Regions from separate parts of the Homo sapiens genome. Here region 2 is linked to region 1. Evidence: read pairs that join two places in POLR2A ChIA-PET (ENCODE). Cell type or tissue: CD4-positive, alpha-beta T cell. All regions are shown on one strand. Links, peaks and the distances in the headings refer to the core of each region. The heading gives the core; the rest is flanking DNA.

What was found. ChIA-PET counts read pairs that join two places held together with the same protein. Peaks named below come from ENCODE experiments on the same cell type or tissue, not always from the same donor. Only the 100,000 strongest peaks of a DNase experiment are listed, where the experiment ranks them.
Region 2: POLR2A ChIA-PET joins it to region 1 with 5 read pairs; 8 of 35 experiments call an interaction of 5 or more read pairs at or near these places.

What each region holds. Positions count from the first base shown.
Region 1 is chr11:9,247,943-9,252,336 of GRCh38, forward strand. The region is part of intron 1 of DENND5A (DENN domain containing 5A); the gene reads right to left. Among named protein-coding and RNA genes, the nearest start is that of DENND5A, 15 kb to the right of the region's middle. RefSeq lists enhancers at 2,519-2,628, 4,323-4,394. In CD4-positive, alpha-beta T cell, for the core only: no CTCF peak of the experiment used is centred there; a DNase peak (open chromatin) is centred at 2,479; H3K27ac peaks cover 768 bases.
Region 2 is chr11:9,331,037-9,335,430 of GRCh38, forward strand. No RefSeq gene overlaps it. Among named protein-coding and RNA genes, the nearest start is that of TMEM41B, 19 kb to the left of the region's middle. In CD4-positive, alpha-beta T cell, for the core only: no CTCF peak of the experiment used is centred there; no DNase peak of the experiment used is centred there.

The DNA of each region.
Region 1 (4,394 bases), core at 319-4,318:
ATATGATGCTAGATAGAGTCAGGTTGGAATTTGGTTATCTTTGGGTTGTTTTGTTTTGTTTTTGAGACAGGATCTTGCTCTGTTGCCCAGGCTAGAGTGCAGTGGCTTGATCTCACTGCAACCTCTGCCTCCCAGGCTCAAGCAATCCTCCACATCAGGCCTCTCGAGTACCTGGTTCTACAGGTGGGTGACACCTCGCTTGGCTAATTTTTGTCTTTTTTGTAAAGACGGGGTTTCACCATGTTGCCTAGGCTGCTCTGGAACTCCTGGATTCAAGTGATCCACCTTCCTCAGTCTCCCAAAATGCTGGGATTTCAGGCATGAGCCACAGCGCCCAGCTGGAATTTCGTATCTTATTGTCAGAGTTTCTTTTGTCAGTCTTATGATCTCCATTTTAACATTAATGGTGGTCATGACTTAAAGGGAGGTTGGCCATGCCTCATTATACCCCTCTCCAAAAGAGAGAGAGAAGCTGAGGTAGGAGGATCCCTTGAGCCCAGGAGTTCAAGACCAGCCTGGGCAACATAGTGACACACTCACTATCTCTACAAAAAATTTAAAAATGAGACAGGTGTGGTGGCATGTGTCTGTGGTCGCAGCTACTCCAGAGGCTGAGTAGGAGGATGGCTTGAACCTGGGAGGTCTAGGCTGAACTGCGCTGTGATTGAGCCCCTGCATTCCAGCCTGGGCAAAAGAGAGGGGTATAATGAGGGATGGCCAACCTCCCTTTGAGTCATGACCTGGAATTTAGTTTTTCAGGTTTCTCTAGGGTCCCCTTGGGTGGGCATTCAATTGGCTGAGGGGCTTAGGATTTTACTTTTGGTTTACACATCTAACTTACCCAAAATAAAATATTTAGTTTTCTTCAACAATATTAACAATATATCCCAAAATTAGTAGCTATCTTCATAACTAGGCTAAAACATTGTTAGAGGGCCATTGTTCTAAAACTACAAAAAGAAAGAATGAAAAAGGCATCAGAGATGATACACCTGAAAAAATAACCAAGTCCTGGCTGGGCGCGGTGGCTCACACCTGTAATCCCAGCACTTAGGTGGGCGGATCACGAGGTCAGGAGATCGAGACCATCCTGGCTAACGTGGTGAAACCCTGTCTCTACTACAAATACAAAAAAATTAGCCGGGCGTGGTGGTGGGCGCCTGTAGTCCCAGTTACTCAGGAGGCTGAGGCAGGAGAATGGCGTGAACCCGGGAGGTGGAGCTTGCAGTGAGCTGAGATAGTGCCACCGCACTCCAGCCTGGGAGACAGAGCGAGACTCCGACTCAAAAAAAAAAAGAAAAAGAACCAAGTCCTCTGACACTCCTGGAAAGTAATTCTAACGTGTTGTAACGAAAAAGCATGTAATTTGTTATAAATCAGGTTTATTCATTTACTGTCTTATAATTGTGGCCTGTGATTATTTCTTTTTTTGTTTCTTTTTGAGACAGGGTCTAGCTATGCTGCCCAGGCTGGAATGCAGTGGCTCAATCACAGCTCATTGCAGCCTGGACCTCCCAGGCTCAAACGATCCTCCCAGCTCGTCCTCTGGAGCTGAGGCACATGCCATCACACTGGGCTCATTTTTATATTTTTTTATTTTATTGTATTTTATTGTATTTTTTTGAGACAGAGTTTCGCTCTTGTTGCCCAAACTGGAGTGCAATGGCGCAATCTCAGCTCACTGCAACCTCTGCCTCCAGGTTCGAGCAATTCTCCTGCCTCAGCCTCCCAAGTAGCTGGGATTACAGGCGCCCACCACCATGCCTGGCTAATTTTTGTGTATTTTTAGTAGAAATGGGGTTTCACCATGTTAGCCAGGCTGTTCTCGAACTCCTGACCTCAGGTGATCCACCCACCTCGGCTTCCCAAAGTGCTGGGATTACAGGCATGAGCCACCGTGCCCGGCCTCATTTTTAAATTTTTTTGTAGAGACAGTGTTGCACTACGTTGCCCGGGCTAGCCTCAAACTCCTGAGTTCCAGGGATCCTCCTACCTCAGCTTCCCAAAGTGGTGAGATTACAGGATCGAGCCATCGCACCTGGCCCAATTATTCTTTCTAAACCATTTCCTCTTCTGTGTTCATGCCTTTAAAAATAAAATTTAAAAAAAAAAAAAAAATCCTTAAAATTTCTCAGGTGTTTTCCATATCATTTTATTATCAAGAATATGGCTAATCAGAAGTCACAGCCAGCCCCCGAACTACAACTACAAAACATGCATATTATAGGCTACACTGAGGGATTTCTGAGGTTAGCAGATGCAAATCTTTTTTTTCCTTCAAAGAAGACAGACCCAGGCAAAAAGCATAAAACATCCTGAAACTGTCACCAAAAAAAAAAAAGTTTCTTAGAAGCAAACCCCTAGTAACTACCTAGTCTAAGAAAAACATTTCCAGAACTGATAAAGAGTGGGGAAAGAGGAAAGAACAATGGTTGTTGTTAACCACAATTCTGAAAACAAGCAACCTGTCTCCTCTCCTGACACAGCTCCTCTACTGCAATGTGGGCTGGAGACTGAACCACAAAGAGGTCGCACTACAGCTCTGCATTTCAACGATTATGCCACTGCTTCAGTTTTCCCACATCTATAATTTTAAAAAAACAAACAAACCTCAGTAATAGTAAGACAGCAAACAGAAGACCTGGATTCTAACAGATCTTTCTAACTTGGTGGGTAACAATGGACAAACAATTTTATTTCAAGCGGGGCTAAAAAAATTAAAAATCATTTAAAAGTACAGTGTAAAACTACAAAGTCATTTATAAATATTAATCATTACCATCTGTCAAAAGTGATAGCTGAACTATCTCTGATTTCTAGCTCTGACATTTTTTGATTCTGTGACCAATATAAACCAATGCACATACATTGTTTGGCCAACTGGAATAGTTTAGAAATCAAGGACTTCCGGCCGGGTGCGGTGGCTCACGCCTGTAATCCCAGCACTTTGGCAGGCTGAGGCGGGTGGGTCACCTAAGGTCAGGAGTTCGAGGCCAGCCCCGACCAACATGGTGAAACCCCCTCTCTACTAAAAATACAAAAATTAGCTGGGCATGGTGGCAGGCACCTGTAATTCCAGCTACTTGGGAGGCTGAGGCAGGAGAATCGCTTGAACCCAGGAGGCAGAGGTTACAGTGCGCTGAGATCAAGCCACTGCACTCCAGCCTGGGCAAGAGAGTGACACTCCATCTCAAACAAAAAAAAAAAAAAAAAAAGAAAGAAAGATATCAAGGAATCCCACATTCACAGAGGAATGAAACTCAATGTGAGAAACCTCTACAGACTTTTCACTGCTCAGACCTCTCAGCATTCCAGGAAAGCATTTTAGGCTAACCCAGCTAGTTCAGTACATAAAGTAGACCACAGATGGCCAAGCAAAATTTTAACCTGACTTACCCATCACATAATGAACAATAAAAAATAAAAAATTACTAACCTGGTTCTCTTTAACAGGAAGCTCTACAAGAGATTCCATGTACGACAACAAGCAAATATCAAAGACAGTACAATATTTGAGAAACACAACGGTCTAAACTATACCTATTGCCATCTTACTTCCTGAGTCATATCTGATCCCCTGAAGGCATACTGAAAACAACTTGACATCTGGCACACACTCTCATTTTCTGCCATGCCAGGATTCTACCACTCATAAGACTCAGCCCAGGGTTCTACATACGCCAAATGAAAATCAGCAACCACAGAAGATTTGGAATATGGCATTTGACTAACTGCTTCACTTAGTAACTTTTAAGAACTAAATCCAGCTGGGTGCGGTGGCTCACACCTGTAATCCCAGCACTTTGGGAGGCCGAGGCGGGCGGATTCCGAGGTCAGGAGATCGAGACCATCCTGGCTAACACAGTGAAACCCCGTCTCTACTAAAAATACAAAAAATTAGACTGGCGTGGTGGCAGGCCCCTGCAGTCTCAGCTACTCGGGAGGCTGAGGCAGGAGAATGGCGTGAACCTAGGAGGCGGAGCTTGCAGTGAGCCGAGATGGCACCACCGTACTCCAGCCTGGGCGACAGAGCGAGACTCTGTCTCGCGAAAAAAAAGAAAAAAGAACTAAATCTGGCCAGGTGCAGTGGCTCATGCCTGTAATCTCAGCACTTTGGGAGGCCGAGGCGGGCGGATCACGAGGTCCAGAGATGGAGACCATTCTGGCTAACATGGTGAAACCGCATGTCTACTAAAAACACAAAAATTAGCTGGGCATGGTAGCACGCGCCTGTAGTCCCAGCTACTCGGGAGGCCAAGGCAGGAGAATCGCTTGAACCCGGGAGGCAGAGGTTGCAGTGCCGCAGTCACACCACTGCACTCCAGCCTGGGCGACAGAGCAAGACTCCGTCTCAAAAAAAAAAAAAAAAAAAGAACTAAATATAAAAATCTGGC
Region 2 (4,394 bases), core at 256-4,255, 83 kb after region 1:
GACACTCATACTCATGTCCAGCATGTCTGGATGGGACATTGCCCAGTTAGAACCTCTAAGAGACAGTGATTTGTCAACATCTCTTTGTGAGGGTGTTGATTCGCTCCTTTTGGGGGGCTTCGTCTGAGAGCTAGCTTCTCTGTGGAAAAGGCAGTCAAAGCCGGATGTGAGCAACTCAGTCACACTGAAAATACAATGTTGAAGCACCAACCTGGAATGTAGCAATTTACAGCTGTCACACCACAATCACTAAGTGAAATCACATTTTGCACCAGACTTCCAAAGACATAATCATATGAAAACTATTTTTATTGCTTTGAAAGATTGGCAAAAGCTGTTTGCCTCAAATGTAAGAAAGTCTACTATAGGATTTCTGTTGAGAAGCACAAATATACAAGGCAAAGTGGTTCTTTTCTTTCTTTCTTTCTTTCTTTCTTTTGAGATGGATTTTCGCTCTTGTTGCCCAGGCTGGAGTGCAATGGCACGATCTCAGCTCACCTCAACCTCTGCCTCCCAGGTTCAAGGGATTCTCCTGCGTCAGCTTCCCAAGTAGCTGGGATTACAAGCATGTGCCACCACGTCCAGCTAATTTTGTATTTTTAGTAGAGACGGGGTTTCTCCATGTTGGTTGGGCTGATCTCAAACTCCTGACCTCAGGTGATCTGCCCGCCTCGGCCTCCAAAAGTGCAGGGATTATAGGTGTGAGCCACTGTGCCCAGCCCAAAGTGGTTATTTTCTATTTTACATCAGAATACATTTAATTATCAATAAAGTGATATACTAAGCATAGAAGAGTGACTTAGGTGGAATCCTTGATAGTTAATAACTTTATTAAAGCAACAAAACAAAATCAAATTTCCTAGAATTTACCTTCATGAGAGTAAAACTTATTAGCAGGACTGGCATACTTTTTTTTTTTTTTTTTTTGAGACGGAGTCTCGCTCTGTCACCCAGGCTGAGGTGCAGTGGCGCAATCTCAGCTCACTGCAACCTCCACCTCCCGGGTTCAAGCAATTCTCCTGCCTCAGCTTCCTGAGTAGCTGGGACTACAGGCGCCTGCCACTACGCCCGGCTAATATTTTGTATTTTTAGTAGAGACGGGGTTTCACCACGTTAGCCAGGATGGTCTTGATCTCCTGACCTCGTGATCCACCCGCCTCGGCCTCCCAAAGTGCTAGGATTACAGGCGTGAGCCACCGCACCGGGCCAGGACTGGTACACTTTTAGGCTCCGATTCAGCTTTGTTTTCTTCTTCAAGAAGACAAGAGAAATGTGACAACCATTTGCCATACAGTATTCAATCCTGTATTAGAAATAAACAAAGACCGGGTGTGGTGGCTTACACCAGTAACCCCAGCATTTTGGGAGGCTGAGGCTGGTGGATCACCTGAGGTCGGGAGTTTGAGACCAGCCTGACCAACATGGAGAAACAACCCCTCTACTAAAAATACAAAATTAGCTGGGTGTGGTGGTGTGTGCCTGTGGTCACAGCTACTTGGGAGGCTGAGGTGGGAGGATTGCTTGAGCCAGGGAGATCGAGGCTGCAATGAGTTGTGACCGTGCCCCTGGACAACAGAGCAAGACTGTCTCAAAAAAAAAAAAAAGCATTGATTCAATATTAAGTTTCTTTAGTATGATAATTATTCTGTAGTTATATATGAGAACATCTTTGTTCTGAAGAGCTACATCTTGACGAGTTTGGGGGTAAAATGTTAATGATGACTGCAACTTACTCTCAACTGGTTCGGCCAAGAAAAGTGAGAGTGTGAGTGAGTGTGTGTGTGTGTGTGTGTGTGTGTGTGTGTATGTGTGTGCAGGGAGAGAGAGAGAGGGAAAGCAAATATGGGAAAAATGTTAGCAGTTAGGCAATCTAGACGAAGAGCATACGGGTGGTCATTATACCATTCTTGCAACTTTTCTTCACGTTTGAAAATTTTTTAAATAAAAAGTTGGGAAATTATATATATACACATACATATATATATATTTGCATATTATGCTTAAGGCCTACAGTTTTTATATACTTAGTATCCTTTTCCTCCTTCCTATGATTACAGACCTATCACATTGCCTCCTCCCAATCAAGGGACCTCTTTACCTGGCCACAGTAAGTGATCCAAGGCAATGGTGATAACTCAAAGCATTTAATAGTCGGCAGGTCAAAGGTTGTTACCAATCAGAGTAGACACTAGATAGACGGTGGTACCTGGGCACACTGGTTGAATATAAGTGCTGGTCCAAATGTTGGCATGTGACACGGGATGAGCCAATCCAAGTCCTTCCCGTGGATTTTTGAAATTAGTCTGAAAAAATAGTGAGAGATTCCACAGGCTGTGAAGTCCTAGGGTAAGCTTCACTTCTCCCTTTCTCAGGGTTTGTTTATATGAACCAACAAATTACCCCTCTGGCCAGGTGCAGTGCTCACACCTGTAATCCCAGCACTTTGGGAGGCGGAGGCGGGCGGATCACCTGAGTGAGTTCGAGACCAGCCTGGCCAACACGGTGAAACCTCGTCTCTACTAAAAATACAAAAACTAGCCAGGCATGGTGGCGGGCGCCTATAATCCCAGCTACTCGGGAGGCTGAGCAAGGAGAATCGCTTGAACTAGGGAGGCGGAGATTGCAGTCAGCTGGGATAGCGCCATTGCACTCCAGCCTGGGGTAAGAAGAGCGAAACTGTGTCTCAAAACAAAAACAAAAACAAAAAACAAACAAACAAACAAAAAAACAAATTACCCCTCTGGAGCTTACACTAGTTTGATCTGGGCTTCTGTCACTTATAACCAAAGACTTTTTACTTTATTTTCCCAGAATTTTTTTTCTTTTTTTTTTTTTTGAGATGGAGTTTCCCTCTTGTCCCCTAGGCTAGAGTGCAATGGTGCGACCTTGGCTCACTGCAACCTCCACCTCCCGGGTTCAAGGAATTCTCTTGCCTCAGCCTCCTGAGTAGCTGGGATTACAGGCACATACCACCATGCCCAGCTAATTTTTGTATTTTTAATAGAGACGGTGTTTCACCATGTTAGCCAACCTGGTCTGGTACTCCTGACCTCAAGTGATCCGCCCACCTTGGCCTCCTAAAGTGCTAGAATTACAGGGGCAAGCCACCACATCTGGCTATTTTTCCAGAATTTAATTAACGATATAAAACATTATTATTATTATTATCATTATTACTACTATAGAATTAGATTTCTGGCCGGGCATGGTGGCTCAGGCCTGTAATCCCAGCACATCGGGGGGCTGAGGCAGGCAGATCATGAGGTCAGGAGTTCGAGACCAGCCTGGCTAATATGGTGAAACCCCGTCTCTACTAAAAATTCAAAAATTAGCCAGGTGTGGTGGCGCCCACCTGTAATCCCAGCTACTCGGGAGGCTGAGGCAGAAGATTCACTTGAACCCAGGAGGTGGAGGTTGCAGTGAGCCAACATCATGCCACTGCACTCCAGCCTGGGCAACAGAGTGAGGCCTATCAAAAACAAAACAAAACAGGCCGGGCGCGGTGGCTCACGCCTGTAATCCTAGCACTTTGGGAGGCCGAGGAGGGCGGATCACGAGGTCAGGAGTTAGAGACCATGCTGGCTAACACGGTGAAACCCCGTCTCTACTAAAAATACAAAAAATTAGCTGGGCGTGGTGGCGGGCGCCTGCAGTCCCAGCTACTCGGGAGGCTGAGGCAGGAGAATGGCGTGAACCCAGGAGGCGGAGCTTGTAGTGAGCCGAGATCGCGCTACTGCACTCCAGCCTGGGCAACAGAGCGAGACTCCCTCTCAAAAAAAAAAAAAAAACTACTAGACTTGTGGTTTTGCTAATTTAGTCTTCTCTCCAAAACAAACAATTAAAAATTAATAATAGGCCGGGAGCAGTGGCTCACGCCTGTAATCCCAGCACTTGGGAGGCTGACGGGGGCAGATCACGAGGTCAGGAATTTGAGAACAGCCTGGCCAAGATGGTGAAACTCCATCTCTACTAAAAATACAAAAACTAGCCGGGCATGGTGGCGGGTGTCTGTAATCCCAGCTACTCAGGAGGCTGAGATGGAAGAATCGCTTGAACCTGGGAGGCAGAGGTTGCAGTGAGCTGAGATCTCACCATTGCACTCCAGCCTGGGGGACAAGAGCAAAACTCCGTCTCCAAATAAATAAACAAAATTGAAATAAAAATTAAAAAAAAAATTTTTTTTTAGACAGTCTCACTCTGTCGCCCAGGCTGTAGTGCAGTGGCACGATCTCGGCTCACTGTAAGCTCCGCCTCCCGGGTTCAAGCCATTCTCCTGCCTCAGCCTCCAAGTAACTGGGACTACAGGCACCCACCACCACGCCCGGCTAATTTTTTTTTTTTTTTTTTTTTTTTTTGTATTTTTAGTAGAGACGGGATTTCACTGTGTTAGCCAG